2 separate regions of the Mus musculus genome follow, and region 1 is linked to region 2. The links are chromatin loops, found by intact Hi-C in ENCODE. Cell type or tissue: heart. All regions are shown on one strand. Links, peaks and the distances in the headings refer to the core of each region. The heading gives the core; the rest is flanking DNA.

Region 1 (16,368 bases), core at 6,933-9,432, 340 kb before region 2:
TTTTCCTCCTTCTTTTCCTCAATCAAGCTATCAAACCTGTCTATTTCTACAGCCCATTCAAGGAGTTACTATAGCGTTTGAATGATGGTTCCCCCTAAGATTGTTCCATGCTTTGATCTCAGGAATTGGGGAACGTCACCATCTTTATAGAAAGTCTTTGTAGACAGTTCTAGTTTGCTTCTCTATTGAGAGGAGAAAACACTGGCCAAAGCCAACTTATGGATGGGAACTCCCAGATCATAATCCATCCCTTAAGAGAGGTCAGGGTAGGTTTTTGAGCTCAAGGCAGGGCTCTGAAGGCAGGAGCTAGAGCAGAGGCCATGGAGGGGTACTGCTTACTAACCAGCTCCTTGTGGCTTGCTCAGTCTGCTTTCATATAAAACCCAAGGCCACCAGTCCAGGGATGGCACCACCCACAGTGGGCTGGGCCCTCTCTCCTCCATAGCTAATCAAGAGAATGCCCCACAGACACGGAGTCAAGTCCTCAAATGAGATTTCCTCTTCCCAGATGCATCCAGCTTGTGTCAAGCTGACAAAAACCAGCCTGCACATGACGGTGTTAGATAATGACTGTCGGTCACGTTAAACCCACAAGCATCCCAACATGAGGCGAACAGAAGGATTGGCATGGAAAGGGAAAACTTAAGCCAAAGGACTTGGTGACAAGGGAGGTGACCTCAGGGCTGTGGCCAGCAGCCAAGAAGGCTACAAGCACTCGGGGCAAGAAGAACCAGACATTCTCCAGGGAGGCCGTGGCCCTGCTGGCACCAGCAGATAGAAATCAGACAGGCAGTGTAGAACAACCACTCTTAGAGATTCTTGTCCTTGGCTTCTCCACAGCCAGAGCCTTGGAGTGGTAGGAAGGGCTCTGGCTGCTGCTCTTTGGACTTCCTGTTATTTTTGGATAAAGATTATAACACTTGGACCAACACCATACCCAGAAGGTATACTATGAGAGAGTTCACCTCAACACACCTTGCAGGGGTCAGGGGAGGACAACTGGACCCACCCTCTCCATGATTCATGCCAGTTCCTGTTAATTCCTATACTAAAAAACACTCTCAGATTGACATCTCTGTGTTTTTTGGGGACCTGTCCTGCTACACAGGGTCTCTGCCTTTCTCTCTCCTAAGTTCCCACCTGTGAATCTGTAAGAAAACTGGTCTAAACTCATTGTCCGCAAATTTCCCTCCTCAGAATCAAAAGACAAGAACCCAGAGGCTCCTGACATAAAGCCCACCTGAGGTCAAAGGGAAAGCCCTGATGGACTCAAACACACCCCACTTTCCCCAAATCACCGCAGCTGCCTGGATTTTAAGCCTGAACCTCAGAACTGTCGAGACAAGTTTCTAGAATCTGGCTCACCAAACTTGGGAGGATTCCTGGCAAAGCCTCCGGGTTTCTTCGGGATTTCAGGTGTTCTTAACTTTGCCCAATTGCATCGCCAGACAGGATTTTATCATCTCTGCCTTTTACTTTATACACTCTTGAGTTTGTTTATCTTTTGTAAAATTGTAAAAGGTCAAACTTCAGATCATTTTTTCCAGAGGCTTGTATTTCTGTTTATCAGCATGGTAAAGTCTGAGCCTGGAAACCTGACAAGGTGCCAGGTTGGCAAGGAGAAGACACCAGTACCTCTCCCTTCCATTTGCCAAATTACTGAAACAGCATCCCTGAGAATCTGGAGCCTCCCGGGAGCCTCCTGCTGGGGGAAGGGAAAGACTGAAGTCCTTGCCAGCCAGAGGGAGAATGCATCTCTCAGAAAGATTCCCTATGACTCTGACAGCCGTCACACTACCATCCAGAAGAGCCTAGAGCCAAGATAATGGTGTGTGATGTGCAGGACCACATTATAACAGGACTTTTAGCTGTGTTTACTTCTTGCCTTCTATTTATAGCCAAACCTTGTTAGGACCTTAAAGATGGAGTTAGAAGAATGAGGTCACTGGCCCACACTGATTTAACCAGCGTTCTCTGCTTCTCACTACCCTGTGTGTTTAATTGGCCTATTGAGGATGGTGGTCCAGCCTAGGTGCCTAGAGCTGTCAGGGTTCTGGCTCTGATCCCAGCAACAAGAGAAATGTATGTTCTCTGCCCAGAAGAAACTGTAACACCTATTGACCCTCACAGTCCCTAGGTAGATCTTCCACAAGCTAAAGCTGACTGTGAGAGTTGTCAGGACCAAAATGGAGTCTCTTGTGTCAACCTACAGTCAAAATTCAGTTAATCAGTAAAAACAGGAAGTGGGGAAATAGGAAAGCTTTTGTATGCATGCCCCAGACTTTTAGAACCATGTCTCAGCAAGGGCCATTGACCCATATTTGGACAGCACATGTGCAAGAATGTCTATGCAGTTGTCTGTCTGATGGTCTAACTGCACTTGTTATTGTTCTGGGAGTTCTGATAGACTAGGATTAATATTTCAAAGTAAGTTACATAGTCTTTCTGTCTTTAATTCTTTTCACCTTACTTGAGCTGCAGCAATGGCTTAGTGGGTAAGAGCACTTGCTCTACAAACAGGAGGACCCAAGTTCAACCCCCACCCCAGCACTCATGTTTTAAAAAAATTGCCCCTGGTCCCACCAGCCTGGGGAAGCCAGAAGAAAGACACCTAAATTCCAGTGTGGGTGCCTGTCTTAGTTAGGGTTTTACTGCTGTGAACAGACACCATGACCAAGGCAACTCTTTCAAGGACAACATTTAATTGGGGCTGGCTTACAGGTTCAGAGGTTCAGTCCAGTATCATCAATGCAGGAACATGGCAGCATTCAGGCAGGCATGGTGCAGGAGGAGCTGAGAGTTCTACATCTTCATCTGAAGGCTGTTAGCAGAATATTGGCTTCCAGGCAGCTAGGATGAGGGTCTTAAAGCCCACATCCACAGTGACACACCTACTCCATCAAGGCCACACCTTCTAATAGTGACACTCCCTAGGCCAAGCATATATAAACCATCACAGTGCCACAACGATGGGCAAATGTGTTGTAGAGACATAGGAAAGAAGGGGGGTGGGGAGGCAAGAGCTTCACACGCTGTAAAGAAAGGTGGAGACTTGATGGCAGTGAGAAACAGGCAAATAAGGTGCAAGCACCTAAGGCCATGGTGAGATCTTGGCCCAAGATGCCTCCAGGCCCAGGTCTGGATCTGTGGTCCTGCTGCAGCTAGGATCTGTGTCAGTGTCTGTAGCCTGAGTTAGCACCAATGGCCACGCAATGTGCATGGTCTGGACTGCCACCAGAGAGAGACCATGTAGATACCTGCGGGCCATGCTACCACAAGGGGACATGCTGATCTGAGTGGTCTGTGCTGCCATCTGAGGCCATGGGAACACCTGGGCCCATATCTGCTACCCGGAGCCAGGTCTGGGTCACTGATCATATTGGGTCAGTGTTGATGTCCCAGGCCCTTTACCACCAAAGGGCCTGCAGATATCCTTGCTCTGAAATGCTGCCTGAGGCACTGCTGGGCTGATCTTGCTCCTTACCGGCCACCACACTCAAGAGAGCTGGTCCTGCCCCTTGTCGGTGGTGGGGTGGTATGATCAAGGGAGAAATGCCTTTTCCCCCCACTTAACCTTCACCACCTGTGGCAGGTAGGTGAGCCAGCCCCAAAGTCATGAGCACAGGAGAGCTGTCCCCGACTCTCGCCAGCTGTGGCACTTGAGAAAGCAGGCCCTGTACCTTGCCTGGGCAGCACAGTAAAGCTGCCCCTTGTGGTGTAAGGTTAGGTGAGCTAGCCTAGAAGGCCCAAGAGCAGGAGAGCTAGCCCTGCTCCTTGCTGACATCATGAATGGAGAGAGAGTCTACCCTTTACTTACTTACCTGCTGTTTAATCTTGGTAAGCGATACTGTTACCCGTACATAAAATGACCTTTTATGGCATCAGATGATAAGTGAATTCTTCAGGATTCATTTTAACATTTTAAAACTTCCTGGGCAAAATAAGAGACCAGGAAAATGTTTCTATTGTCATTGTGTATATGAAATGTTGTGTCTTGGGCTTTAAAATTCTATCCTCTGTTCTTTACAAAGTTGCCATTTGTTGGGCTGAGGGTATAGTTTGGCGACTGAGCCCTTGCCCAGATGTACACAAGTGCAAGACCTTGGTTTTTTCCCTTTCAGTGCAGAGTGTGGGGGCATTGGGAATGAGGGGGTGGTTGATAGGTGAACTGGGGAGAGAGGATGGGACAGGACACACACACTCCCCATGGAAAGTCCTGGCTGTCTTGGATATCGTTATGTTGACTAGGCTACTCTCATATTAAAACTGATGCCACGCGTGCGTCTAGAGATTAACACTGGGTATCTGCCTCAGTTGCTCTCTGCCTTGTCTTCTGAGAAAAGGTCTCTCCCTGAACGTGGAGTTCACCCATTCAGATGTTCTGTTTCTGCCCACTCGCTACCCCTGGGCTGCAGCTACAGGTGTGTGCCACCATGACTGCTTACATGAATGCAGGGTATTCATTCTTGTACTGTCACCTCCGCCTGGACCACCAGCCTGCCTAGTGTTGATTTTTAGGAGAAGAACTTCAGGATATGTGACACCATGGAAATTCCTGAGTGTCAGGATCCAAGGAAACCCCAATTCCCCCAACTTAAAAATGCAGCCCAAATATCCAGAAATGGGCCCAACCTGGCCTCTAGGAAGATTTCTGGAAGTTAGATAAAAACCAGCACTCTTAGGAACTTTGGGAACCCAGTTCCCCTCTACCAAAATGAGTCATTTACTTTAACTCTAGCAAAGGGACTATCACAACCTCTGGTGCCTATTAAAGTATCAATACTGATGGCCTCCAAGCTCCCTCAGTATCACAGCTACTCTGTTGCACAAAGTCTATGCTAGCATCCTAGTCCTTCCCAGCTCCCTTTCCTACCCTAGACTTCCCGCAGCTCACAGGCTACCCTCCCCTCAGCTACTCATTTTCCTCCTCTCTCACAAAGAGCCTTGGTCAGGTCCAGTCTGCTGGCCATGTTCAGTCTACTTCTTTCTCTTTCTGCTCTGGACTCTTCCAGATACCTCTAGAACAAAATGAAGGAGTGCAAAGGAAATAATTACATAAGGTTCTCTCTCTCTCTCTCTCACACACACACACACACACACACACACATACACACACATAGACTCACATACACTAATGAAATAACAAGAATAATACTTTTTAAAAGAATGGGTTTTTTGATCCAAGAATATGCTTCCTACAAGAAACTTATAGTAGATTCTTTTAAATGTGGTGTGTGTGTGTGTGTGTGTGTGTGTGTGTGTGTGTCCACCTGTGGAAGCCAGAGGTTGATATTGGGAACATCACTTTTCATTATGGCAGAGCTTCTTACTTGAGACCAGAGCTTGTCTATTTGGCAAGTCTAGTTTGCCAGCTTGCTGTAGGAACCTCACCTACTTCTTCCAAGCACGGGAATTACAGAGAGACTGCCACACCCACCCAGCCTTTATATGGGTACTAGAGATCCAAAGCGTGGTCTTCAATGCTGCCCAGTAAGCACACTAGCCACTGTGCCATCTCCCCAGCCCAGGAAACCTACATTAGCTTTGAGGAAGCAGCCTGGGGGTGGGGAGTCAAAGATAAAAGATTTTCCCCCATGCAAATGGTACCAAGGAAAGGTCAGAAACCTTCAAGTCAAAACTGTCAGAGACAAAAATGCCATTAGTTAATGATACACTCGTCAAGTCTTCAAGAGAATTATAAATACACACACACCCAGTATTGGAGGACGCAAATGCATAAGGCAAACAGTAACGAGTCTAAAGGAACATGGCCATGGGAAATAGGAGGCTTCTCAGGGGAGAGGTCATTTCGGCAGAAGATTAATAAGGAAATGTCTGCTTTTCTTATTTGAAATATCTGTTTTCTTTCTACTTATGCGCATGTGTAGTTCCCTGGAGCTGGGGTTTCAGGCTAGAATGTGAGTCCAGCCCTGTAGGGCAAACACTCTTAAACTCTAAGGCATCTCTGCAGCCCCCAAATCATTTATTACTTAAAAAAAAATGTGTATGTGTGCATGCATACACATGCTGTGGTTCGTGTGCAGGGAATGGAAGACAACTTGTAGGAGTCAGTTTCACATGGACCTCAAGGTCTGAACTGAAGCCATGAGCCTTGGCAACTAGTGCTTTCACCTTCTGAGTCACCTTGCAGGCCCTTTGAATTGCACTTTAAATCAAACGGCCCTAATTGACATGCTCAGAACACTCTGTGCAGTAGCAGCAGCAGCAGCAGTAGAGAACACACTCTTTCCAAACACACGGAATATTCTCCAATGTTTTAAAGGCACAAAACATGTTTTATTTAAACAAATCTTTTAGGGAGTGAAACACTCACATTCTGCTTTAGTTGTTCACTGCTGACATACCAGGCTAGCTGCTTGTGAGTGCCCAGTAGTTTAAGTAGCAAGAGAAAAGACTTCTTCATTGTATCAGTCATTTAGAGAGAGAGAGAGAGAGAGAGAGAGAGAGAGAGAGAGAGCTGGTATTAAAATCAGTGAGGAAAACCTAAAAGATTTTCCAGCAAGATCCAGTCCAAGATGAAGACAGGAAGTCCTAGATGGAGGAATCCACTCAACAAAATGGAAAAACCAGTAAAGAAACCAAGATTAAAGCATTTAAATCACAAAAGAAGAATTAAGAGCATCTCTACTTGCTTACGATATGGCCTTGTGTGTGGCCACTCCTCCAAAGAGTCCACCAGGGACAAGGCCCTCTTAACAACTAGGGGATGAATTCAAAACTAAGGGAACAAATCAACGCATGAAAGCCAGTGTCACTTTTTATAAACTGTGTGCAGCCTTTGTTTGTAATTTAGTGTGTGTGTGTGTGTGTGTGTGTGTGTGTGTGTGTGTGTGAGAGAGAGAGAGAGAGAGAGAGAGAGAGAGACTTAAATGCTTGTTTGCTTGTTTTCTGGTTTATGCTTTTTCTGTTGGATGATTGGTTATTAGAAAGTCCAAAGACATCCTTTTCTGAAACAGTGATCTATTGTCTTGTTATATTGCCCAGGCTAGCCTTAGGTTCCTGGGTTCAAGCAATGTTCCTGCTTCTGAGAGAGCTGAGGCCCCAGACATGTGCCACAATGCCTGAGTCCCAGTAACACTGTGAACAAAAATAGAACGAAACCAAGGAAATCCCTATGGTATCACAACAGACACAGACTGGCAAAGCAGTTCTGAGGAAGAGAAACTAGTGGGAAGAATCACCCTTTGTCGTAGTTAGGGTTTTACTGCTGTGAACAGACACCATGACCAAGGCAAGTCTTATAAAAACAACATTGAATTGGGGCTAGCTTACAGGTTCAGAGGTTCAGTCCATTGTCATCAAGGTGGGAGCATGGCAGCATCCAGGCTGTCATGGCGCAGGCAGAACTGAGAGTTCTACGTCTTCATCCAAAGGCTGCTAGTGGAAGACTGACTTCCAGGCAACTAGGGTGAGGATCTTAAGCCCACACCCACAGTGACACACCTACTCCAACCAGGCCACACCTATTCCAACCAGGTCACACCTCCAAATGGTGCCACTCCCTGGCCCAAGAATATACAAACCATCACACCCTTACTGATTTAGATTATATTAGGAGGCTAGAACGACCAAGGGGGTATGACCTTGACATAAGAACAGCACCCATACACAGGGTAGCTGGGTACAAATACACATGCCGAGATCGGAACACAGGCCAAACAGAAGTGGGCACAAAAGCCTATATACACAGACACACATGCCCACAGGTTGGTGAAGGCAGAGATTCTAACTAAGGCTCAGGCCTCTGACCTCAAAGCCATATTTATACATGACCCACACAAAAGTGGCACGCCTCCAAAACTGGTTATATAACAGATGACGTCACTGTTTACTTTCAGGTTTCCCAGACATCCAGTGTCAACCATTGGGTGCTGATTCATCCTCTCCCATCTATGTGTAACATTAGCCATCTTGCTGCCTGAGGGATATCCAAATCAACCCCACTGGTGGACAGAGGGGAGGGGCTGTGTTGGTAGTACTGAAGCTGGGAGGCCTTCTGCAGCCAGGAGTCCCTCCCTGTATGTGGGCATGAGCAGCAAAGGGAACTTCAGACTCTTGATGCTGCCCCACCACATAACCCAGCTTCCTGTTGTACTGAAGTCCCTAGGAAGTCACACACACACACACACACACACACACACACACACACACACACACACTATAAGCATCTGTTCCAAGAGAATGGGATGCACCTGAGAGAGATGACGCAGGGATGGGCAACCCTGAAGATCTTTCATTCAGATCCCAAGACCCAAGCAAAAAGCCAGGCACCATGGTACACACTGGAGGCAGAGTAAGGTGTGTGTCAGGTACTCACTGGCCAGCTGGTCTACCCAGTAGGTGGACTGCAAGATCTGTGAAAGACCCTGTCTCAGAAAAATAAAGTGAAGAGCAACTGAGGAGGGCACCCAGTGCTGGCCTCCATCCTCCGTGTGAACACTCATGGCTTCACACACAGGAGCACACACAGAGAAGCACTCAAGGGAAAGGAGAGAGGAGAGGAAGGACCACACGGTGTGGTGATTCAAAATAGAGACAGGGGCAGGGTGGCTAGTTCATCCTGTCTCAGTATTCAAAATTCCTGAAATCCCTGTCCAAATGGGATGTCGGTGACCCCATGTTCTGATGCTGATGACCTATTGATCAATAACAAACACTGGAGAGAGAAGTGCCCTGTCCAACAGGAGGCCACCCACCTTATCCAGACCCCAGGCTCAGACCCCAGGGCCCCTTTCTTCAAGGTGCCAGGCTCAGAAGTGGTTGAGTAGTTGGTTACAGCTGCTCTACTCACGGGGATACAGAGGGGATTTCAAGTCTCTTCTCTGTGACATCAGAGGACTGAGAAGTTCCCAACTCTGAGCAGACAGCAGGGAGGTAAGACCTAAGAAGAGAGTTGCAGGTAGACACCTCAGCTATCTCTAGGACCCCTGGGGCTGTACTTGGTGACAGAGGCAAGCATCCCTCAGTGCTTCTCCCCCTCAGGCCCAGGAAGTGGTAAAAGGGTGTGGTTAGTGTTGGCTGTCCACTTGGCAGAAGCTAAAATTATCAGGCACAAGGGCCTCTTAGTATGTCTGTGAGAGATTAGCTTGATTGTGTCTATGGAGGTAGGAAGACGCTCCCACTGTTGGTGGGTCTGAGTGGCCACGGGTTCCTGGGTTCCTGAAAGGAAAGCTGGGGATGGATGGGAAGGACAGTGAGAGAAATAACGAGCCAAGACAAAGTTCTCTGATGGAGGCTCAAATTTTAATGTACGGCACTGAATGTATATGGGAAAACCCAAGGACCCATCCCTTTGTTTCCACTGGGTTCTGTGGCTTGTTTCAGCTGGATTGAGTTGCAAAGTAGGCTCTTCAGCAGCTTAGCAGGGCCAGCAGTTCTTCGTTCTCTGGCAGGAAGATGTAATGTAGTTAGGCCAGATGCCTGGCTCCAGTGTCTGAGACTTGTTCAGCCAGCTCAAGGCTGGGGGGCTGGGGGGGCAGGGGGCACACTCAGTCACTGTTCTAATGCTGTGATGGAACACCATGACCAAGGCAACTTATGAAAGGAAGCCTTTAACTGGGGGCTTGCTGGCAATTTTAGATAATGAGTCCATGATGATTATAATGGTGGGGGAGTATGGCAAAGGACTCCTAGCACTGTACTCTGATCTCCAACGATTTTCAAAGGCATCTGACTCATGCCCTACTATGGTTTGGTCCCAGATACACGGATTTTTCTTTTCTTCTTTTTCTTTCTCACCCCAAGGCCTTCCCATGGCTGTTTCTTTTGTTTGAAACATTGTATCCAATGTCTGCTGCGACTTTCTCCTTTTCCCTGCAAGTCTCAAACCCCAGCCCCCCGTGACACACCTCTTCTGACAAGACCTCACTTCCTAATGTTCCCTGAGCAGCCCACCAACTGGGAAGTAGGCATTTACCCAAGTCCGTGTGGGAACCAGTCTCACTCAAACCACCATAGGGTAGTACCGTTGCTTGGCTGGGATCCTGGAGGAAGCAGGCAAGCCGAACAGAAACAAGTTCCTGGCTCTCTGCTTCCTGGTTGAGGATGCTCTGGGACCAGCTATGTGGAGCTCCTGCTGCCTTGACTCCCTGCGGTGCTTGAGGCGCTCTGACTGATGGTATTGGTTAAAGGTCAGGAACCAGCTTATCTTTACTCCTTGCTTCACATAGCCACCAGGCATTCAAACACCATCCACAGAATACCTGGCCGATTCTTGTCTACAGAGATTAGAAGAAAACATCCCACGGTACTGCATGGCCTCACCCCCTACAGGAGCTCCAGGGAGCACCTGGCACAACTTTTCCACACAGGAAACCCGGAGTCTCAGCATAGATAGATAGATAGATAGATAGATAGATAGATAGATAGATAGATGGAAATGGCGTCTCAGCATAGATAGATAGATAGATAGATAGATAGATAGATAGATAGATAGATAGAAAGAAATGGCGTCTGGGTAGACAAACACCAGTCTAGACCTGAAGATCAGGTGTGTTATAGCTAAATGCAGGGAAAAGGAGAAAGTCGCACCAGACATTGGATACAATGTTTCAAACAGAAGAAAGAGCCTCAGGGTGAGAAAGAAAAAGAAGAGGAAGAGAAAAATCAGTGTTTCTGGGACTAAACCATAGTAGGGCATGAGTCAGGTGCCTTTGAAAATTGCTGAGGCTCAGAGTACAGTGTTAGGTGTCCTTTACATAGACACCGTGGGAGCACCAGTCGCAGGGATGACTGGGACCCAGTTGATGTTACACTACACGGTGTCAGCGCCGAGAAAGGTTAAAGCAGCTCGGCCTGAGGTGGAAGGAAGTGGGCAGAGAGACATGCCCTCTTCATGTTCTGAAACCAGAGACCGCTTTCGTATTCACTGCTTAAATGAAGTGTGTAGTCAGTGACGTCACTGGTCACACAATCACATAAAAATCACAGACAAGACAACTGGGGCCCGGAGGAGTCAAGAAATTTTCTCAAAAATCACACAGCTTGTAAGCAGCATCAAAGCTCTAGGCCACACACTGTCCTTAGTCACACAGCACAATCTTTCTTGGTATCTCTGGTTCTAGATTAAAAAACAAAAAAACAAAACAAAACAACACCCCCCCCCACACACACACAAAGCAAACCCAGAAACTTCTTATGCATAAAAAAAAAATTCTTTTTAAACAAAGAACCAAATAGTAGATTTTCAGACTGGGTTGAGGTCCAAATTTTAGAGAATCTTATGCAATGTAACATCTATGATGTAATTCAAGAAATACAGCAGTAGACCAACTACCACTATAATAAGATGACTGCATATCAGCGAAACAAACAACCAAAGATGAGGTTAGAAGTTTGTAGGAGGATGCAGTGAGGGGTTCAGAAGGAATTGGGGTGTAGTGGGGAACAGGTATCATCAAAATACATTGTATACATGTGTGAAATTCTCAAAAAATAAATAAAATTTTTAAAAAAGCTTTGGGAGCTAGACAAATGGGTCAGCAATTAAGAACACTGGCTCCTCTTTCAGAAGATCCAAGATTTAGCTCCCAGTATCCACATGGTGGCTCACAGCCATCTGTCACTCTGGTTCCAGGGGATCTGACACCCTCTTCTGGCCTCCACAGGCACCAGGTATACACATAATGCGCATGCATCCATGCATGCAAAACACTTATACACATAAAATAAAAAATAAAACCGGGCATGGTGGTGCATGCTTTTAATCTTAGCACTCAGGGTTACTAGACAGGCAGATCTCTATGAATATCAGTTCAAGGCCAGCCTGGTCTACAAAGACAATTCAAACACAGCCAGGGCTATTACACAGAGGAACCCTGTCTCAGAAACCCAAAAATGAATGAATGAATGAATGAATGAATGAATACCTTTAATATAAGCTTTGTGTGGTATACATTTTGTTTCTCTGGGTGTGCATGTACATATGGTACTGGAGGTGAAACTCAGGTCTCTTGAATATTAGTAATTCTATATTCTATATTCAGTAGTAGCAAGTATTCCACTATTGAGCTTTGTCTCTGGGCCTTGTGTATGTGTGTGTGTTATTTAATTTGAGGAGATGTCTCACTATGTAGTTCTGATTGACCTTGAGTATATTATACAGACCAAACTGGCCTCAACTCAGCTGTCCACCTGCTGCTGCCTCCTACGTGCTAGGGTTAAAGGTGTGCACCAGCAAGCCCAGCACATGTGTGTAGTTTAACTTCTCAGAAAGTGTCTCCTGAAAGAGAAAGGCTTTGCTATGTAGATCAGGCTGGTTTGAACTAAATATTCTTCTGCCGCCACTTCTTGACCCCTGGGATTACAAGAGTGTACCATCGTGTCAGCTGTTGAACTATATAAACATTACAGAAAAATGTATAATAAATGACAGATGCTCCCTGCTTAGGACCCAGAAGGAGCCACCAAGAGCCACTGGAGATATATATACACACATATAAATAAATAAATAAATTAATAAATAAATATATATATGTATATGTATATGTATATATATTATCTGATTATAGATAGATAGATAGAGAGATACATACATACATACATACATACATACATACATACATAGATGTGGGGCAGTGAGCTGTGTACAGACAGCCTGGTCTTGGTCGAACACAGGTCTGGAACCCAGAGACCTGGTGGGCAGTGACTTCTGCCTTCATGGGATGGTAGGAGTCCGGCCACCCCTCCTGGGCCCCTGGCCCTTGTCGCAGCTACAGCCTCCCACAGCCCCCCTGTAGAGAAGTATGTGGGCCATCAGTCACATAGGCAATGCCCCAAGCTCCTGGTATCCTGTCCACTCCCACAGTTACTTGACAACAGCCAGGATAGCCCCAGCCCACTATAAAAGGAGCTGCTTGCCCCCTACTCTCTCTCTTGCCTCTCTTACCCTCTTGCACTTAGTCTTGCTCCCTTGCTCCCCTTCTCTCTGCCTTCCCTCCCCCACCCCTCCACGTGGCCATGGCCGGCCTCTGCTTCTCTACTCTCTCCCTCTCTCTGCCTTTCTACAATAAACACCTTAAAACCATGGACTGTCTCTTCTCATCAGGATCCGCTGTGCTGGAGCAATGGAACAGGTCTCCCTCTACAGAGCAGAGCATCTAACCTCCTGCGGGGAAGCCTCCCTGTGCTCCACTCCACAAGGCTGCCAGCCAAACCAAGCAGCCCACTGAGCTAGCTGTTTGAGCTAGCCAGACTCTCTCCTCCCCAAGGTAATCTGCCAGAGCTCTCCTCCTACGCTTTTCCCTTTGGCCCCGGGCCACAGTCCACCTGAGGGTCCCCACATGTTCTCAGCTCTTCTGCGACATACAGTGAAGTCTGGGATGTCCACGAGTGAGTGCCTGTAGTCCCTGGCCTCCGTGCAACCCAGGGACCCCAGAACCCGCTCTTCTGAGGTACCCAGTGGTGTATGTGGTGCCTGAGAATCTGAGCCCAACTCCGGCAGTTCCTCAGGGTCCCCAGACTCTACCTTCCTCACCCCCAGAGTGAGATCCCTGGGCTTCTCACAGTCCAATGCCTGCCCGGCAGTGGCCATCTCACCCAGGGGCCCTAGCCTCCAGCAGACCTGGGACCCTATTTTTACCCCATACAAAGATACATGGATACATACATAGATACATAGATACATACATAGATACATACAGGGATACATACATAGATACATAGATAGATATGTAAATACATAGATACATACAGGGATACATACATAGATACATACATAGTTTTGTATAGTTCTTATTGTATGTATGTATGTATGTATGTATAGATAATTCTCTTTTGCCTTTACAAATAGCCACACAGCTTTAGTGCCTGTTTACACTATACATTTCTCTTCAGCACCATTCAGATCTACTGATAATCCTTTAAGTGGAGCCAGCATCTATCTAGCTAAGAGACCACTGGTGGCAAAGGGGTGGCTTTCCATCTCTCCTCTCACAGATAACACTGCAGAAGCAGCCTTGTGTGCGTTTTTGCTCACTCGGATGATTATTTTCCGAGGCAGATTCCGAGCCACAGTTGCTAGCTCTGCCAATGTGTTCTCAGAAGTTAGTTAAGGGGTAGACTCAGTTTCACACCTGATGCTACTGCCCCAGTCACCAGAAGAATATCTATTCATTCCCCAGCATACTGCCTTGCTTGTTTACATAAAAACCACCTCAGAGCAGGAGACAGGGCTCAGTGGCTAGGAGGGCTGAGTTCAGTTCTAAGCATGCATATCAAGTAGCTCACAACTGCCTGTAACTCCAGCTCCAGGGGATCCAGCTCCCTCTTCTGGCATCTATGGGCATGCACACATATGTGGCAGGAACACACACACATAAATACATACATACATACATATGTAAATATTAAAAATAAAATTATTTTTCAAACACCTTGTTTTACTTCCATGTTTCCATTATTAATGAAGTTGCTCTGTTTCCATATATCCTTCAAAGTTCTTTGAACTTGACCTTTTCCAAACTTAATTAATTTGTATCATTTACTGAATTTGATGCCGGATACCTTCTTACTCTTGTGGGTCTACCAATATATTGCACTTAACAAATATGTTAACATATTTTCCACCATGAGAATGTTAACCTTTTGTCTAGAAGTAAAGTTGTAATCTCCCTCAAGTGTTCATTTTAACAATTAAGAATTATGGTAATTTTTATTTGTGTGTGTGTGTGTGTGTGTGTACCTGTGAAGGCCAGAAGAGGGTGTCAGATGCCCAGACTGAAGTTACAGACAATTGTGAGTGGTTCAATTGAAACTAGGTCCTGCACAAGAGCAGCAAGCTTTCTTAACTGCTGAGCCATCCCTCCTGCTGCAGCTTTTAACAACTCAATCGGACAAAAGCCAGTTGACTTTACTTGCTCAAGTTTGTTTATCTTTCTCGTAGAGCTCCAGTTTCACTATCACACCCTGGCCTAGAGTTCACATCTGGCTTCCCTTGGTTTGGTTTAGAAACTTCATGTGTAATTTGGTCTCTTCAATCTTTAACTTGTGGGAGTATTTTTCTGTTTGGAATGAGGTAAGAGTCTAGCCAATGGTCCAGACAGGATGAGTTTGTCTCTGTGTTGATAGATACCCTGCCGCAGATCTCTCAGTGATCTGAGAAAACTGACATGCTAAGGACTCTTCCAGGCTCTCCTGAGCCTGAGGCCCTGTGATCTGACAGCAGTCACAGCTAGGATGCATTTGTGAAAGGCTTAGGAGGCAGGAGTGAGTCATCTCCCTCTGCCCTGTGGCTCCTGCACAGTACGGCTTGTGAGGGAACTCAAAACACGTGGCTTGGGGGGTCCATAAGGAGCAGTGTGAGGGGCAACATTGTTGTGTGAGTCACAATCCCGGTGCCCAGCTCTGAGCTCCATGGTCCAGATTCCTGAACCAGCGAGTTTCTGACTACGCTTCCCGTTTACCGCAAACATTAGTGGCAACTGTGGAGCCATCAGAAGAGTGGCCAATGGTTGCCTAGCACAGTCACAGGTGTTCACAATGACCAAGCCCAACAAAGATCACCTTCAAACACGATGCCCACATTAACATCTGCTTCCCACATAAGGCCCCAGCTGATGTGCCCTTTGATTTTAATGATTATTTTTTAAATATTTCATTTTTAAAATGGATATGCATGTGTGTGTGTGTCCACATGTGTTTATGTGTGCCATGCACATGCAGTAGCCAGCAGAGACCAGAAGAGGGCATCAGATTGCCCAGAACTGGAGTTACAGGGTGTTGTGAGCTGCCTCACCGGTGCTGGCAACCAAACTCAGGTCCTTTTCAAGAGCAGTGAACTCTCCTAACCACTGGGCCATCCTTACAGCCCCTGATTTCAATAATGATATTTATTATCGTATATGTTATTTTATGCATTAACCTATTCAACCTATTTCTAGAATACCTATTCTGTTTTGTTAATCTTCACTTCCTTTCCAACTCCGTGTGTGTGTGTGTGTGTGTGTGTGTGTGTGTGTGTGTGTTTGTATTTTGAGGTCCTGAATTCCAGGACTCATGCTTAGAATATACCTGCCACTGAGCCTCACTGCCAGTTCCTTCTACAACATAGTGCTGTTTTAGTTAAATGTTTGTAAGCTGGTGGAAAGGCTCAGTGACACTTCAGTATAGTCGTTATCTCTAGAACAGTGGTCCTTTTTACCCACAATCTGCTCAATCTCTTCATTTATGATCCTATTTTCATGTCACTATTCAATGCTTAATCACTTCTTTAAAAAGTGTTATATTACTATTGTGTGTATGTGTGTGCATGACGTGGGTGCAGGCACATGTGCCACAACCCACGTGTGGAGGTCAGGGGGCAACTTTGTCCAGTTGGTTCTTCCATCTTTATGTGGGTTCCTGGGCTCA
Region 2 (16,368 bases), core at 7,899-10,398:
ACCAATACATGCAGACCCATTTTTAAAGCAACAGGCATTTTCCTATTGGCACTTTCACCTATTCCTGGATGAGAAACTAGACATCCATCCATTAGACTCTTCCCTCTCACTGGAAAGTCCATCCCCAGATCACGGAGCCTCTCCCTATCTGATTTTTCCTTTACCCTAGAGTTGGAAAGAACAGCCTTGAAATTCCTGTTTCCCTTTCAGTGAATGATAGAATGTCACAAATCATAGCAACCACTTCCGGTCTTCCACACAGGCTCAGATGGGACCTTGGTCCAGTCTTTTCTGCAAATGGGTACTTTAAAGTCAAAAGGTCCACTTAAGTAATAGAATTGTGTTTCTGTGGCCCCTAGGGCTGGTGGGTTCATTTTTACTGGCACAGTCCCAAGACTTCATCTGGAAGCTGATGCCTACACTGGCGATGTGAGGGTGATCAAGTCGCTGTGCTGAACACATTCCTGTTCCTGAAAGCTCACCAAACCACACACCCAGAAATGTCACAGCTCTGATCTGGACACCTTGCTCCACACAGAGAGAAGTCAATGGCTTTCTGGGAAAGGACTGACGACCAGGGCATTGTGTCACACTCTGTGTCCCTTAAGTCAGTTCTCTGCATCAGCCAGCTGCATATCATGGCAACCCAGGAAAGAGGGAAGGCAGAGGGTGAGCTGCCTGGTCTGTCACTTCTTCTTATTTGTAGGACAACCAGAGGTAGGTCACAGAGTGTGCAGGGGTCATGGGATAACCTTGGGCAGTGCACAGAATGTGTGTAGATAATGGGATAATCTCAGGCAGTACCTAGAGTGTTCATAGGTCACTGGGACATCCACAGGCAGCACACAGTGTGTGTGGGTCATGGGATAACTTCACGAAATGCACAGAGTGTGCACATGTCAATGCGGTGGAGTAAAATTGCAGAGTTAGGAGCCAGGAAGATTCACAGTGGTGAAAGCACTGTTGGTTAAAGTCTTCGTAAGCATGAGGACTGGAGGGCAGAAATTCACCCAAATGCTGAGAAAGCATCCCAGCCTGCTCACCTGTCTGTAATCCCAGCCTCAGAAGAAGGAGATAGGGTCCCCAGAGCAAGCCAGTTGGTGAGACTGGTCATGAGCAAGCTCTGGGTTTGACTGAGAAACCCTACCCCAGTGAATAAGGACAAAGAACAACCAAGGATTCTTTTTTCTGACCAACCTCTGACTTCCACATGCATGTGCATGCATGCGCACACACACATGCGACATATGCATGCATGTACCCATGCATGTAAACATGTACACACTCATGTATCACAAACGGGCACACATACATGCACGCACTCACACATTAAAGCATTTACTTATATAAGCCCATGCACACATGTGTGCGTATACTCACACATGCACAGGAACATTCATGTAGGCACCCACACACGTAAGCACATAGACATCCATGCATGTGTACACACACACACACGGCCACACACATGCACTCACATGCTAAGTTAGTTCTGGGCAGTGTGTCTACTGTTCTGGTGAGAGAAAAACCCATTCATATGTGAGATACTGTGTTGGACCAATAAATAATTCCTCATGGATCTTAAACCTTCTAGTATTTTCACCTAAAATTGACACTACACAAATCATCTAAAGCAGCGATTCTCAATCTTCCTAAAGCGACCCTTTAATAGAGCTCCTCATGTTGTAGTGATCCCCCACCATAAACTATTTTTGATGCCCCTGTGATTCTACTATTGTTATGAACAGTAATGTAAATATCTGACACACAGAACAGTCTTAGGAGACCCCTGTGAAAGGGGTCGTGACCCACAGGTTGAGAACCACGGATATAAAACTTGACCCTGATGACACATCGAGTCATCCCAGCAAACCCAGAAGCCCTTGAAGGAAGAGGAGGCTTTATATTTGGTAGCAGCACACAGCCATCCTGCGTTGGGTAGAGGTGCCCGAGAGAGCCAGCCCTGGCTAAGGTGTCCACCAGACTCAGAGACCGTTCTTTAAAAATTGACTTTGACCTTCAAAGGTAATGAGGAGTTATGGTTAGCTTACGGGACGGCAGCAAGTGCTGGTGGAGCTGTCACAGGCAAGGCAGGTTTTAGGAACAATAGGTAGGTGGGTAGGAGGCCAGGGAGATGGGGACGCCAACTTCTCCCCATGGCAAGGCCTCTCTTCAGAGCTTCTCTTCCCAGTGATGTAGTGTGGCCCCAGGGCCATGCTAGGATCCCAGAATGACCCAGGCGCAGTCTGGCTGGGCGCTGTCACTGTAGGATGATGGGCTGAAATACTAAGGATGCTTTGGAACACAGTGTCCTTGTGGTCATGCTGAACCAGAACCTGGATTGTGTGGTCCCCTAGGGAGCCCAGTGAGGGCATCAGGGACGGCACAGGACAGGAAGGTCCTGTACTGTTTGGGGAGATGCACATGGCCATGTCTGCACTGTAGGTTCATGTGCTGGTAAATTGTGCTTCCACACAGAATGACAGACATACACAGTACAGATAAATAGATATGTACACAGACATATCGCCACAAGGAAATAGATACATATACAGACATAAACACAGGTATACATAGAAATGTATACACACTTGTACACAGACACATATAAGCATGTATACATATAAACACAGGCATATGCACAGATAAACATACACGGACACAACGTACAGATACAACATACAGAAGCAAATAGGCATACAAACACAAAGAGCTGTGTTTGAAAATGCATAGACAAATATACAGACACATAAGTGTATGGCATACACAGATATACTTGTGCATAGATTCCTACAGAAATGTACACATACATGTGTTGTGTAGACACAGACAGACACACAAAAGCATATAGGCATACTAACATGCATACATACACAAATACACATAGGAATGTGCACAGACATACAGACATGAATATATAAAGAGATGTACTGACAGACATCCAGGCATGTAGATACACAGATACCCAAAGATACCCAGGAATGGATAATGTCTCTACATTCTTTAAATACAATTTGTTCTGATGAAGCCTATGTAAGGCACTGCTGACAAATGTGCCAGACAAGCTTGGCCCCCTGATATTTCTGTTCTGTAGTCCCGAAAGAGGCCACAGTAAACGCTCTCAGCCAGAGCCATCTAAGAGGGGAACATGGGAAGAAAGTGTTTGCAGGACAATGTGGCTGGGGACAGTGACTCTGGGCAACAGTACACTGAGGAGATGGTGTGGCGGGAACTTAGAACAAACCTGTAAAGAGAAAAAAGTTTGCTTGGGTTCAATGCTAGAGATTCTGGGCCTCCATTGGGAGGTGCCCATGGCAACAGCAGAGAGCACAGAGAGAAGCAGCCAGCTCCCATCGTGCCAGGAAGCAAGAGGAAGAAGAAGAAAAGACTGGGTTCTCAAAAGCCTCTCTGAGTGCCTACCCTGGTGACCCAAAGATTTCTTAAAGGTTTCATGATATGAGTGCCAAGGCTGGTGATCGAGTCCCTAAACTGCTAGGCCTTTAGGGAATGTTCTAGACCCACATTGTGGCAAGAGTCTTGGCCCTGGGCTTTGGGCATGGAGAAGCAGCAGCTGGTAAGTACTGTTATTCTCATAGCTGAAATGCTCTGAGGAGGACATAGAGGCAGGGACCAAAACCATCACCATGGTGACTACCTTGGACAGCTGCAGAAACAGCAGCCCGCACTCTGAGAGGCTAGACCGCATGTTCAAGGCCACCAGGCAAAGAAGCACAGCAAACATCCTCAAGTTGAAGTGTTCTTGACTCCTAAAGCTGATCCCATCTTCATGAAGGGTTTGAGGACGTACTTAAGGCACAATAGAGATGCTGGGACTGTAGCTGCATCTCAGCAGCTCAACGCAGGCCTGGCAGGAGCTCTGGGCAAGCTCTTCAGGAGGCTCTGTAGGGCCACATGACTGGGATATGTGGGCACCAGATGTCCTGAGTCCTTTAGTTATGGAAAGTTCCCAGGTATGGTTATTCTATTCCTTCAGTGGTGACTTCTAAAGAAATGGTTCAGAGACATGAAAGCTCCAGTGACCTTGCTGACAGAGATGATGTGGGTCTGTGAGCCAGTTCCCCCCAAGCCACCTTGTCCTCCCTTAACAACTGCTTCCCTGCCGAGCTCCTGGGTCTCTGGCAATGACTGTAGCATGAACAGAGTGATATTCCGGTGGTCAGAATACCAATTGCCCAGTGAGGCTTTAGCTATGAAATAATAAATTTTTGTTTCACTGGATTTAATTGTCCAGTTGTTCTGAGAGTGTAAGACTTACAGGGAACCCCCATGGATCTAGGACATGTGTTATCTCATCTACACCAAATAGACAGTAGTCATCAGGGCTCTCCAGAGAAACACAGGAGGTGAGTTTTTATTATAGAGATTGACTAATATGCTTATGGAGGCTGAGATGTCCCACAATGTGCTACCTGTGAGTTGGAGACCCCAGGAAAGCAGTGGCGTCATTTGGGCCTACCCAACATATCTGAGAACAGAGTAGGCCAATGGTACGTATCCAGCTTTAACTTTAAAGAACCCCTCTCCCACAAAGAGGAACCTCATTGGCTAAGGCAAGTAGGTGGGTGTCTTAGGGTTTTACTGCTATGAACAGACACCATGACCAATGCAAGTCTTATAAAGGACAACATTTAACTGGGGCTGGCTTACAGGTTCAGAGGTTCAGTCCACTATCATCAAGGTGGGAGCATGGCAGCATCTAGGCAGGCATGGTGTAGGAGGAGCTGAGAATTCTACATCTTCATCTGAAGGCTGCTAGAAAAATACTGGCTTCCAGGCAGCTAGGATAAGGGTCTTAAAGCCCACACCCACAGTGACACACCTAGTCCAACAGGTCACACCTTCTAATAGTGCCACTCCCTGGCCTGAGCATATACAAACCATCACAGTGGGTGTTCTAGGTCAAGCTCAGAGAGCAAATCCACCCTCCTGCATGTTCACACTCTATTTAGCCCCTTCATCAGCTTGGATGGTATCCACCCATAGTGGATCTTACCAGTTCAACCTACCAATGAATAGGCTACTCTCTCTTTGAAATTTCCTCCCAGAGCCACACAGACACAATGAAAGCTTTACCATCTCAGATCTATTGGGTGTCAACTTGACACCTGTGTGTATCTCCTCAGATGATACTTAGCCACCGGTCAGACGCTCTCAACGTCTTAATGATACCTAATATGATATAAGTAGGCTGCGCAAAATTTCAAGCTCACTAATCCCTCACCAGGAGAGAGGGAAAAGCTTTCGAGTGACATATTCTGTAATCTAGACTGTAAAACTTAACTGTCCTCATCCCCCATAAAACACCCTGACCACACCAGTTAGTTTTATGTCAACTTGACACGAGCTTGAGCCGTTTGGGAAAAGGGACTCTCGATTGAAAAGATGACTCCATAAGATTGGCCTGTAGTCAAGTCTGTCGGGCATTTTCTTGATGAATGGTTTATGTAGGAGGGTCCATCCACTGTGGGCAGGGCTGCCCGCCTCTGGGCCGGTGGAGCTGGGTTGTACATAGGGCTGAGCAAGCTAGGGGATCGAACCCGTAAGCATCGTTCCTCCTCAGCCTCTGCTTCAACTCCTGCCTTGAGTCCCTGCCCAGGCTTCCCTCAGGGGCTCACTGTGCTGTGGAACAGAGGCTGAAATAAGCCTCTCCTCCCCAGATGCTTTGATCATGGTGATTGATCACGGAAACAGACTTGGGGGTGGTTATTCTAGTTCACTACTCAAGGTTACAGGGAAATAAAGTCAAGACAGTAGGAACTGAGAAGTCATGTCATATCATGTCACATCGTGAGGTCAAGACAGCAAATCCATGCCTGGCTGCTTCTCAGATGACCTTCGCCACTCTTATACACAACCCAAACCCATTTTCAGGCTGGATTTTCACCATGAATTAAAGCAATCAAGATAATCTTCCATAGACATTCCCACAGGTCAATCTATTTAGAAACCTCCACATTGAGACTTTCTTCCCTGGCGATTCTAATGTAGCACCTTGGCCACCCCAACTGTAACACTTACCACCACTCAAATTCTTATGTAAAGTTGGCATGTTGTGTGCTGTCATTTAAGAGAAGGAAGCAGAGCGTTTTATTGTGTTGACACACAAGCATATCCATAGCCATTGGATATAGCCAGCTCTTGGACCTGGACCTGTCTGAAGGCTACAGCTGCCTCACCGCCTCTTCTGCTTTCCCCTCTCAGTCTCCAAGCCGCTCTACCTCATCACTGCCTTGTGGGGTGATCCACGCCATCTTTCCTAAAGGATCTAGACCCCAGAATCTGACTTGAGTTGGGTTTCTGTCCTTTGGGCAGATTAAACAGGTTCGTGGTTAGCTGCAAGCCACCAATAATGTGTCAGTATCACATTGAGGAAAGAAAGAAAAGCTCTTGCCCTTGGAGTCATTTAGCCAAGAGGGATTTCAGATTCAAATTCTCCACTCCATGCTCCCTAGGCCTTCTGTCTTCTGTCTACATGAGTCCAAGCCTGTGCCTGACTGAAGGCTATCCTTCGGATCGTTCCCTGTATCTGTCACATGGCTGTGTCTGTCTCTGTGTCTGTGAGTGGCGTGACTGTTCTACCTAACACAGGCCTTTGCTCTGCCTTTATTGAGAGTCATGGAAAGCATCTCTCGGGGAAGGAATGGGATTCTTTTCAGAAATCTTTAACGGAGGTTTTATAAGGGATGAAGTCACTGGCTCCAACTGGTCCTAACTGTCTCAGACAACAAACATCACTGCTTATTGGCCAGCGTCCATAAGTGGATGCCATCCACCTGTAGGATAGATTTTAAGAAGTTGCCTTCAACTTCTGTGTTTGCTGTTTAAAGCAAATGATACATATGCCTTGTTCCAGGTTGGGGGCATAGAAGAGTGCATAACTTAAGATTGCAGCTATGCATTAGCTTCGGTTGTAAAAGCTGATTACATGGGAAATCCTAGGCAAGCAAGCTTGGTTATTACAGTGTTCTCTTAGAGGCAGACTAAACAAACAGTTTGAGTCCACAGTAGGATAGCAGCCTTAAGTCTTAAGTGACCTCAAGGTGCATTATTAACTCTGGCTGTGAGGTCCAGCAGAAGTTCCAGTCTTGTAGAATATAAGAGATAATTTTATTATAGTGCATCGCCGTAGTCCTTGACTTTGTGTGCAAGGCATGGTAATGTTGCGATGCATTGTGGGTCCTCCTGTGCTGCAGGCAGACTCCTTACCACCTCCTTTGCGATAACCTACTTTATTTTCTCTTGGGACATTAAAGCAGACACCGACAGTAACTCACTTTTAACTCAGAATTATGAAGGATCCCAAAGGGGTCAGATCAAGTCTTCATATCCACTTCCGTGCAGCCGAGTTCTTGCTCTGTGCTGGAACTATCTCCTTCCCTCTGGCACTAAGATTTCAAGCCAAGCAGAGCATTCAGTCAGAAGAATGGGGAAAAAAGAAAGATGTTGCCAACGTGCCACTAGGGATTCCAGTGAGTGGCACCATCCCATGTCCACTCTTTGATCTCTGATCTGGGATCCCTAGGGTTTTAATCTCGGATGTCTCCCATGGGAATTCCCAGTATTGATCCCAGGTGGTGGTACTGTTGAGAGGGGACATGGAGCTTTTAGGAGGAGGCGGGGTCCAGCTGGGAGAATCAGGTTGTGGGGGTGGGCCTTTGAAGCTCATGGCGGCCTCTGGGCCAGTGCTTTCTTTATCTTCCCACGATGGGAACAGGATTCTCCATCTGTTTTGTCTCTTGGTGACTGAGCTTCTCTTCCCTCCATGGGCCCTTCATGGACCACTGCCCCCAAACCGGGAGCCACGAGAGAGACAGCTCCAGACAGATGATGTTAATTCAGGATATCTAAGTCCCAAGGAGAATCTCCGGGGTAGTCATGATTATTCAAAGCACTGAATAGTAAGCTTGGCTTCCTGGCAATGTGCTCAGGTTAGCCCCCTTCTCCCTCCTGGCACCATCATTAGGCCCTGATCGCAGTTAGCAAAAGGAAGAGCCTGTGCAAACAGACACATTTCTGCACCACCCAAGCCCTGTCGATCTTTCTGGCATTTCTCAGATATTTTCTTGGTTGTGTCAGGAGGATTGCTCATCGTTGGTTTTGACTCATGTCTCAAAATCAAGGAGAGACATTAGCTGTCCCTGTCTTGCGGTTTTTCTCAACACAGCTAGCATGCCTGGGCGTGAGAAGGTACTGGGACGGGGAGAAGGACCAGGTGGAGGCAGGGCAGAGCCTGGAGCCAGGGTCTTCACCTATGCCCATCCGAAAGCATCTCAAATGTGCACAATGCTACGCCCTTGCCTGGAAAGCACAGGCTGGGCTTGAATAGCTTCTCCCTGGCTCCCGGATGCTGTAAGCAGGAATCTTCTAGTCTGGAATAACTCATGAGTCAGTCACAGTTTGGTTTTCAAACCGCTCTCCCTTGGTCAAAATCCCAGGTTATCTGAGTGCCATTAGCAAGGCTGAGCATTCGTGTCGTCCTTGAAACCACTGGCTTCCTGGGAAAGGTCCCGAGGTTCCAGTAATCAAGAGACACTGGAGCAGAGACCAACAGGCTTCTCGCTTAGTCTGCACCCCACCGTTGCCAATCAAAGCCACCAAGATGACTCTATTTTGATGTCAAACTAGCAGACATGATTTTGTGCAAAGTGGACTCTCCTCCCCAACCCCCTTTTGAGACAGGGTCCAGTCAGGCCTTGCGTTGATTATGTAGCAGAGCAGCAAGCGAACACACCCGCTTTTACTCAGTACTCAGACTAAAGCACACTAGGCAAGCTGTCTGTCGACTGAGCCACCCGCCACCTAGGCTCCGAGTAGATTTTTAAAAGAGTAAATAAAGAGATCCGTTTAAATTCCCACTCAGCAGTACTTTGATGTCCAAGATTAGAAATTGCTTCCTTGTATATTATTTCTGCACCTGCTGGAATGTGATTCCTGCCGTGTATCCACTTGGCAGCGCTGACTCTTGTTAAAACAGGTACTTTGTTAAGGAGGAAGCAGCTCTTTCCTGCCTGTGGCCCCCGTGGCAGTCCTGTCCGAGGATCTGCTGCCACCTACTGGACACATGAAGAGTAGCACTGACAGGCGAATCCCCAAAAGTTGCACTGACTTTCTGAGTTGGTGATTGATAAGAGGGGGGTCTTGTCCAGCATAGAGAGGGGCCCACTGGCCAGGCACGTTCATCTTTGTGTTAGGGGCTTGGTGATATGATAGACCCTCCCTTCCTGCTCTTGTCTTCCTCTTCTTCCTCCCATATCCTCTGACCTCCTGGTAATGCTTGTGTTTATTTAACATGGTCCGGGCTAAAAGATATGAACCAGAAGAGCCAACGGCCACCTTCTGGACATTGCTTCATGATCATCTGTGTGACCTACCCTACTTCAGGATGTCCTTATCTGTGTGACCCATCCCCCAGGTATACCCCATGACACGTGCAGGAGGGCTGGCCGAAGGCTGGGTTGGTGTTACAGGGACGGCATATTCCAGGGCTGAGATTCATATGATGGGCCCTGGAAATCCTGGTGCAAGTCAGGGAACCCAGGGCTGAGCATTGAACTTGGAATCCTGCTGCTGTGTGATGCCTTCTGAGGGGTTCACAGTACGGATTGCCAAGAAAACACCCTGAACTGGTGGCCGAGGTACTTCTCGAGTGTGGGCTCAGAGCTGGTGCTGGGTAGTCTGGTGACTGGCTGTGAACAGACAGACAGATACTAGGGCAGGGTATGGGGACACTTGGAGCAGTCCTGAGGACATTGTCACATTAATGCCCACCCCCCCTCACACACACACTGTTACAACCGTTGCTGACTAGACAGTTAAAGGGAAATTCGTATGGCTTTCTCCAAGCTGAGGGAGGGGCTCTGAGAACGGGGGCCCAGTTGCTCTCACTAATTGTTGGCATGGCCAAGAGCGGCTGGGACTTTGTGAGACATCACCTCGGCTCTCAGCTTCCACTCCTCAGAGGAATGCCCCTTTAGAGTTAGAACAAGTCTCCACTAGACCAGGGCACAGCCAGCCGAGCCTGGCTTCACAAAACGGCTTGGGTCTTCTGGTGCTGTGGAAAACTTCCCCAGGGTTTCCCCTACATCGCGCTTGTCCCCTCTCTTCCGTCTCTTTCTGTATATCTGTGTGTACATCATTAATGTTGTCTCCCTTGTTCTCCCTTCTTCCCCTTTCCTTGTTCTGTCATTTCTCTCACACACATACACATATGTGTGTGTCTGTATGTGTGTCTGTGTGTGTCTGTGTGTGTATGTGTGTCTATATGTATGTCTGGATGTGTCTGTGTGTGTCTGTATGTGTGTCTGTGTGTTTATTTGTGTGTCTCTGTGTCTGTGTGTGTGTCTGAATGTGTCTCTATGTTTGTTCTGTGTCTCTATGTGTGCCTGTGTATGTGTCTGTATGTGTCTCTGTGTGTGTCTGTGCATCTGTATGAGTGTCTGTGTATGTCTGTATGTGTCTGCATGTGTATCTGTGTGTGTCTGTGTGTCTGTATGTGTGTCTGTGTATGTGTCTGTGTGTCTGTATGTGTGTCTGTGTGTGTCTGAATGTGTGTCTGTGTGTGTATGTGTGTCTGTGTGTCTATCTGTGTGTGTGTGTGTGTGTGTGTGTGTGTGTGTGTGTGTATCAATCTCTGTGTGTGTCTCCAGAGATCCCCTAGTCCCTCTGGGGAAGGCTGACAATGACGATAATGTTCATCTTTGTTCTTCAAAGTGTACCCCACCCCCACCCCGAGTGCAGAGATGGCTCTGTTCCTGGGGTTTTTGAGAGACCAGGCAGTTAGGAGATAGGACCCCTGGGTGATTATTTGTGTGGGAACCAGAAAACAAAGCTAGGACATCACAAGTCTTGCTGGATAAAGCCACATAGGCTGCTCAGATAGCAGCTAGCCCAGGGTTGACTCCACCAAGTGGAGTGACTCCAGCAGTGGCATGCATAATTTCCCTTTGAGCTTCTTTGTCTCACCTGGTGGCACTTGTTCTCTGTCTTGGCCTAGAAAGCCCATAAAGCTGTTTAAGGTGAGGAACCTGACATTAAAAAGGACCCTGCCTCACCCAGACGATGCCAGGACATCACCCTGCCTGTGCCATGTCTCTAACCAAAGTGGACAATGGCCACTGAAGAGGGTGTGTATGCTATTTGAATGAAGATGCTAAGAGCTAAAAGCAGCTCTGTTGGAAGCTGATGATGCATAGACCCTGGGAATGGGGAATGGGGTGGACATCAGGACAGAGTGGGCTGTGCTAGTGGATTGTCGGGGTTACAGCCTGGGCCCAGGAAGCCCTATCAGGCTATGTTTGGCCCGCCACCCATCCTTAATATGACCATTAAACAGACGGGTCTTAGTAAAAAGTAGGGAAAGAGATACCTGGTGACCCCCTAAGTCACCTTTAGGGTCCTGACATTAAGTTTAGGCTTAAGTAGAAGATAGGTCAAAGGTGGAGCTCTACCCGCCACTAAGCCTTCATTGTCTCAGCCCCAGTTTCTCCTGCAAAGTCACTACAGGTTGTCAGCACTGTGCGAATCTCTTCCCAGGAGAGAAAAGCCCTCAGCCTCACCCTGCCTGGCCAGTACTAGACGCTAGCACCTCTTCCCTCCTCCAGCATGAGACGCCTGGGGGAATTCCGTTTCCTTGTGGATGTTGTCTCAGAAGTCTGGGGTGAAGGGCTCTCTCTTTAGAGAATCTCCTTTCTACAGAAGACAGTTAGGAAACACAGCAGGCTGCCCACAGGGGAGGGGCAAGGTGCCCTCCATACAGGAGCCCTCACCAAAGACCATAGTGAAACATATTTATTTAGGACAATTTGGCCACATCTGAGGTTGTCCAATTCAGAGACTCCAGCTCTGGGAATGCTTTCCCAAGCTTAGACTTGACTTTTTGGGGCATTCCCTCACTGGCCTGTTGTTCACATCATTTATGCCCAATACAGCACCCCACTCCACTTCTTCTCTCCCTCTTTTTCCTAACTCCTCTTCTCTCTTCCTTCCTTTCATCTGTACCTCTCCTCCCATCTCCTTCCTCTCTTTCTCTTCTCCCTTCTCCCTTCCTCTCTCTCCTCCCTCAGTCTCTCCCTCCTCCCTCAGTCTCTCCCTCCTCCCTCAGTCTCTCCCTCCTCCCTCAGCCTCTCCCTCCTTCCTCAGTCTCTCCCCCTTCCCCCAGTCTCTCCCTCCTCCCTCAGCCTCTCCCTCCTCCCTCAGCCTCTCCCTCCTCCCTCAGCCTCTCCCTCTTCCCTCAGTCTCTCCCTCCTCCCTCAGCCTCTCTCTCCTCCCTCAGCCTCTCCCTCCTTCCTCAGTCTCTCCCTCCTCCCTCAGCCTCTCCCTTCTCCCTCAGTCTCTCCTTCCACACTAGTCTCCCTCTCCCCTTTCCTTCCTCCTTCCCCCTCTTGAGATATTCCTTCCCATCTTCCTTCACTCCCCCCTTTCTACTTTTATCCCCGCTTTGTTTCCTTTCCTCCTCTCCTCCCCTGCCACTCCCCTTCTTTATCATGTCTCCCTTTCTGTCTCCACACTGTGTTCTATCCTCACACCCCGTTGTTCTCTGGCACGCTGTCCCCTGGCCAAACTGCCACCGCGACTCTCTGTTTCTGGTGTCTGCATGGGCTCCTTCCAAGATCCCGAGAAAGGATGTACCAAGGCAGTCACTTTTTTTTTTTAAAAAAAGAACTTTCCCAAATTAACACATTTTTGCCTGCAATCTGTCAAGACAGCTGTCTCTTTGTCCCTTGAGTTCCTCGTGGCTAGCATCAAAAGCAGCCAGGGGCACTTTTAAGGTTTGGGAGGGGGAGAAAGAAGTCTGAACTCTGGCAGACGTGTGAATGGCGGACTTTCCTCCCTTGTGGAGACTAAGTCTTTGCAAGCTACCAAGGGCAGCACGGCTCACCCTGGACTTTACTGTCCACTTGCTTTTGAGACATGAAGGTGACCTAGGATGCACACATGTCAGTCACATGGTGTACACACATGTCAGTCACATGGTGTACAGTCCTAAAAGCACGAGGGAAAGAATCTTGGTTTGAGAAGGTGGAGACAGTGTTACTTCCAGGCCTTACATGGCTCAGAGGAAGTTCTTGTCATGGAAAAGGGATTAGGGAAAGGCCTCTTACAGAGGAGGCATCCTGGGGAGCTCATCTCATGCAGGAGGCTTCAAGGAGGACTTGCTCACTGCTTTGGGGCTCATGGATGCTCTAGAGGAAGGCTCAGTTCTTAAACTCAGGGTGAATTTATCTTCTTAGACATACGCAATTAGACGCATCCCAGGACTCGGGGTTTCTCTTGTGAATGGAGTTATGTAGAAGACAATCCAGCAACAGTCCCAGCTGGTGGCTGTCCCATGCTCAGCAGCCATATACGGAACTGCCCGTGGCTCTCAGCCATGGGACTAGCTGTAGCTATGCCAATGCTGTTGGTTCTGTAACTCGAACCACAGCCAGTTCTCATGGTTTCTGGCAACGCAGCCCTCAACATTCTTTTTTTCTAAGAAGCTTCCCCAAGCCACGTGAATATCAAGTTCTGCATCTTCCCTGACCCCCGAGAACAGCCTTGGGAGACCCTTGGCTTCTCTGGTGAGAGAGGCACGTGTCCAGGGATGACATCTTCTCCCACACGAAGTTCAACACTGAAGGCAGAGACTCCGGGGATGCTGGTGTGCGATGGTTTCAAGCTGAAAATACCTCAGGTGTCGTTCACCGCTTAGAATCTGCAGAGCGAACTGGGGTGGGCACGGTTAATGTCAGGTCAAGAGCCTCAGGCACCCAAGGAGCTGAGGTTAAAAAAGGTAAAAACGCCTATGCAACAGATACATGGCTCCACATGTGTAGGAATACACCCCCAAAGAATGAGACATGTATGTTACACATACACACACTTAGCACATGGATGCACACACATATATCACATTCACAGCACATGCACATAGACATATACAGATGCATGTTGGAACACATCACCATACATACATATACACATAGAGAGACACACACTATACATAGGCATATCCATATTCAAAAACACATACTACATGGGTAGCACATATAGATCTCTTTTCACCTCTCTCTCTTACACACACACACACACACACACACACACACACACACACACACACACACACACACACACACACACACACACACCACATAGAACCCCTTCCATAGCCATATACATACAAAAACAAGCACACAAAAACATAGACACACAAATCACACTACAAAGGAACAAAGGCCCAGCACCCCACTCTAGACTGTGTCTCTACATCTCACGTGGGGTGCATTAGCTGTGCAGGTGCATCGGGCCAAATGCAGCCCTGCCTGCGCAGACCTTGTGTAGGAGCCTGGCTACTGCTTGGTGCTGTTGTGTGACACTATTTCCTGGGGAGACATGAACAAGCCACAGATAGGGACTCCATATAACACGACAAAGTAACCTTACCACCAAAATTAAACTCGGTCAACCAACAAGTTTACTGGCATCACTAGCAGGAGTATGGGTGCGGGTTTAACTGTGGGGGCAGGGATGACTCAAACGCAATGGCAACACCAAAAAAGCCCACCCTAGCATGGGTGATGGCTCATGGAAGCTAGGGCCTCGGAGCTCACTGCACAACTGCCAGGCAGCTCAACAGGTTGGAAGAAGCATGTCTCTTCTAGGCAGCTTGGGTCGTCTGGTCTCTCAGCACTCCTTACTGCTTAGATAAGCTCGGGGAGGGAGCTTGGCCTAGTGCATTTATTCAGTTTCAGGAACTTCCTGAAACTTTTGAGTTGTTCACTACCTGAATCTTGAGGAGATTTCCTTGCCAGATGAAATGTTACATCAGGGAGAGAATTGATGTAAATGGGGTAATTGAGAATAAAAAGCTAGGAAACACCGAGAAAGATGGGTCTCCTGAGAAAACACTAAAGTATAGTATCTTATTAACTTCAAGGGAAAATTCATTCATTCTGGAATGAACATTTGTCTAATTTTTTTTTTTTTTACTCACAGGAAAACGTATCAACCAAGGTGTTTACACCATGTTCCCAGGACTCTATCTCTCCACCCTCCAAGACCTGCCCTCCTTCCTGACGGAGGCTTGCTTAGCTTCTGGTCTCTACTCTGTGGGGTTCCCCTGATGCGCTCACAGGCCTGTGAGGCACACAGCAGAGGTCTCTAGGAGTGGCTTTATAAGCAAGTACTCTCTCCTCTTCGCAGTTGACTATTAAATAAAACAAGAAGGAGGGGTGACCACTGTAGGAGGCAGTGTGCAGAATACGACCTGTCTGGAACTTTTACAGCTGGGAGGAACTGGCCTGTCTAAAACGCTCTGCAAACCTCCATGTTCATTCCAGAACCAAACCTCACGTGGTTTGGTGCAGTGACGGCACCGGCTCACCCTGCCTGGGAAAGATACTTTCTGTCTGGCAGTGAGCTTTCCTGAGTGGTGGGCTTTCTATTTCCTCACCTGCTCCCCACCCTCTAGGGTAGAGGCCTTTCTTGTGTAAGGGACAGAGGGACACGGGAACTTGAGAACCTGTTCCCAGGCAGTAGTCTTTATGGCCTGTAATTCAATGGTTTCGTCAGCCCTGGTGATTTATAGAAATTGATGCTGTCATCTGATAGGAGCTGTGGGGAAGAAACTGTCCCAGACACTGCCTCTTTATTTTCCATGAGTGAGGGAGAGTTGTTTATGAGTAGTCTGCATTTTGAACTCTTTGTTCCATGGCTCGATGACAACCTCGGTGCACTGAGTCACCCACAGACCTCAGAGACTGAGCCCTGAGGCCTGTGACTAATGGCTTCAGTGCAAAATAAATAAATAAATAAATAAATAAATAAATAAATAAATAAATAAAATAAAATAAAATAAAAATAAAAAATGCTTAGCTTATAAAAATAGAAAAAGGAAAAAGAAAGAAAGCAAGCAAGCAAAGAACTCGGTGGGTTTCCAGCTCTGATGGTGGCCGGCAGGGACAAGCCTGGAACACAAGCTTAGCAGCAAGGTGGGCTTCGAGCTCGGTAGCTGGAGCATCCCGGCGACCATTTCCTGGGTTTGGTAGTGGCAGCTTTGGAAGTGCTTTTCTTCCTGTGGCTTCATTTTGCAAAGCTGTAAACTATTAAGTGGCTGTAAAGACAGCTTTCTGTGATACATTGTCAAAAATCAGTCCTCTAGCGCCCTCTGCTGTAGACAAATGATACCAAGTTTCTTTTCTTTGGAGGAATTATTGGTTCTGTTGCCCTGGGGTGTGTGGGTGTGTGTCTGATGGGCAAGGAGAGGGGGGTGGGGGGCGGAGGGAGGGAGGGAGGGAAAGGAGGGGAGGGAAGAGAGGGAGTAAGGGAGGGAGGGAGGGAGGGAGGGAGGGAGAGAGAGATGCCTGAGGC

Evidence for each region. Hi-C counts contacts between places; a loop is a spot of excess contacts. Peaks named below come from ENCODE experiments on the same cell type or tissue, not always from the same donor. Only the 100,000 strongest peaks of a DNase experiment are listed, where the experiment ranks them.
Region 1: a loop joins it to region 2, with 3 times the contacts of the local background. A loop is called at or near these places in 1 of 42 quality-filtered maps.

The regions. Positions count from the first base shown.
Region 1 is chr13:52,993,254-53,009,621 of GRCm38, reverse strand. All of the region lies in intron 1 of Gm33424 (a long non-coding RNA gene), which reads right to left. It overlaps Gm33519 (a long non-coding RNA gene), which reads left to right. Exons shown (of 2, transcript XR_382384.3): 2 at 1,198-1,532. Among named protein-coding and RNA genes, the nearest start is that of Gm33424, 15 kb to the right of the region's middle. In heart, for the core only: no CTCF peak of the experiment used is centred there; a DNase peak (open chromatin) is centred at 7,991.
Region 2 is chr13:52,651,332-52,667,699 of GRCm38, reverse strand. No RefSeq gene overlaps it. Among named protein-coding and RNA genes, the nearest start is that of Syk, 63 kb to the right of the region's middle. In heart, for the core only: a CTCF peak has its summit at 9,082 (motif pointing left); no DNase peak of the experiment used is centred there; H3K27me3 peaks cover 735 bases.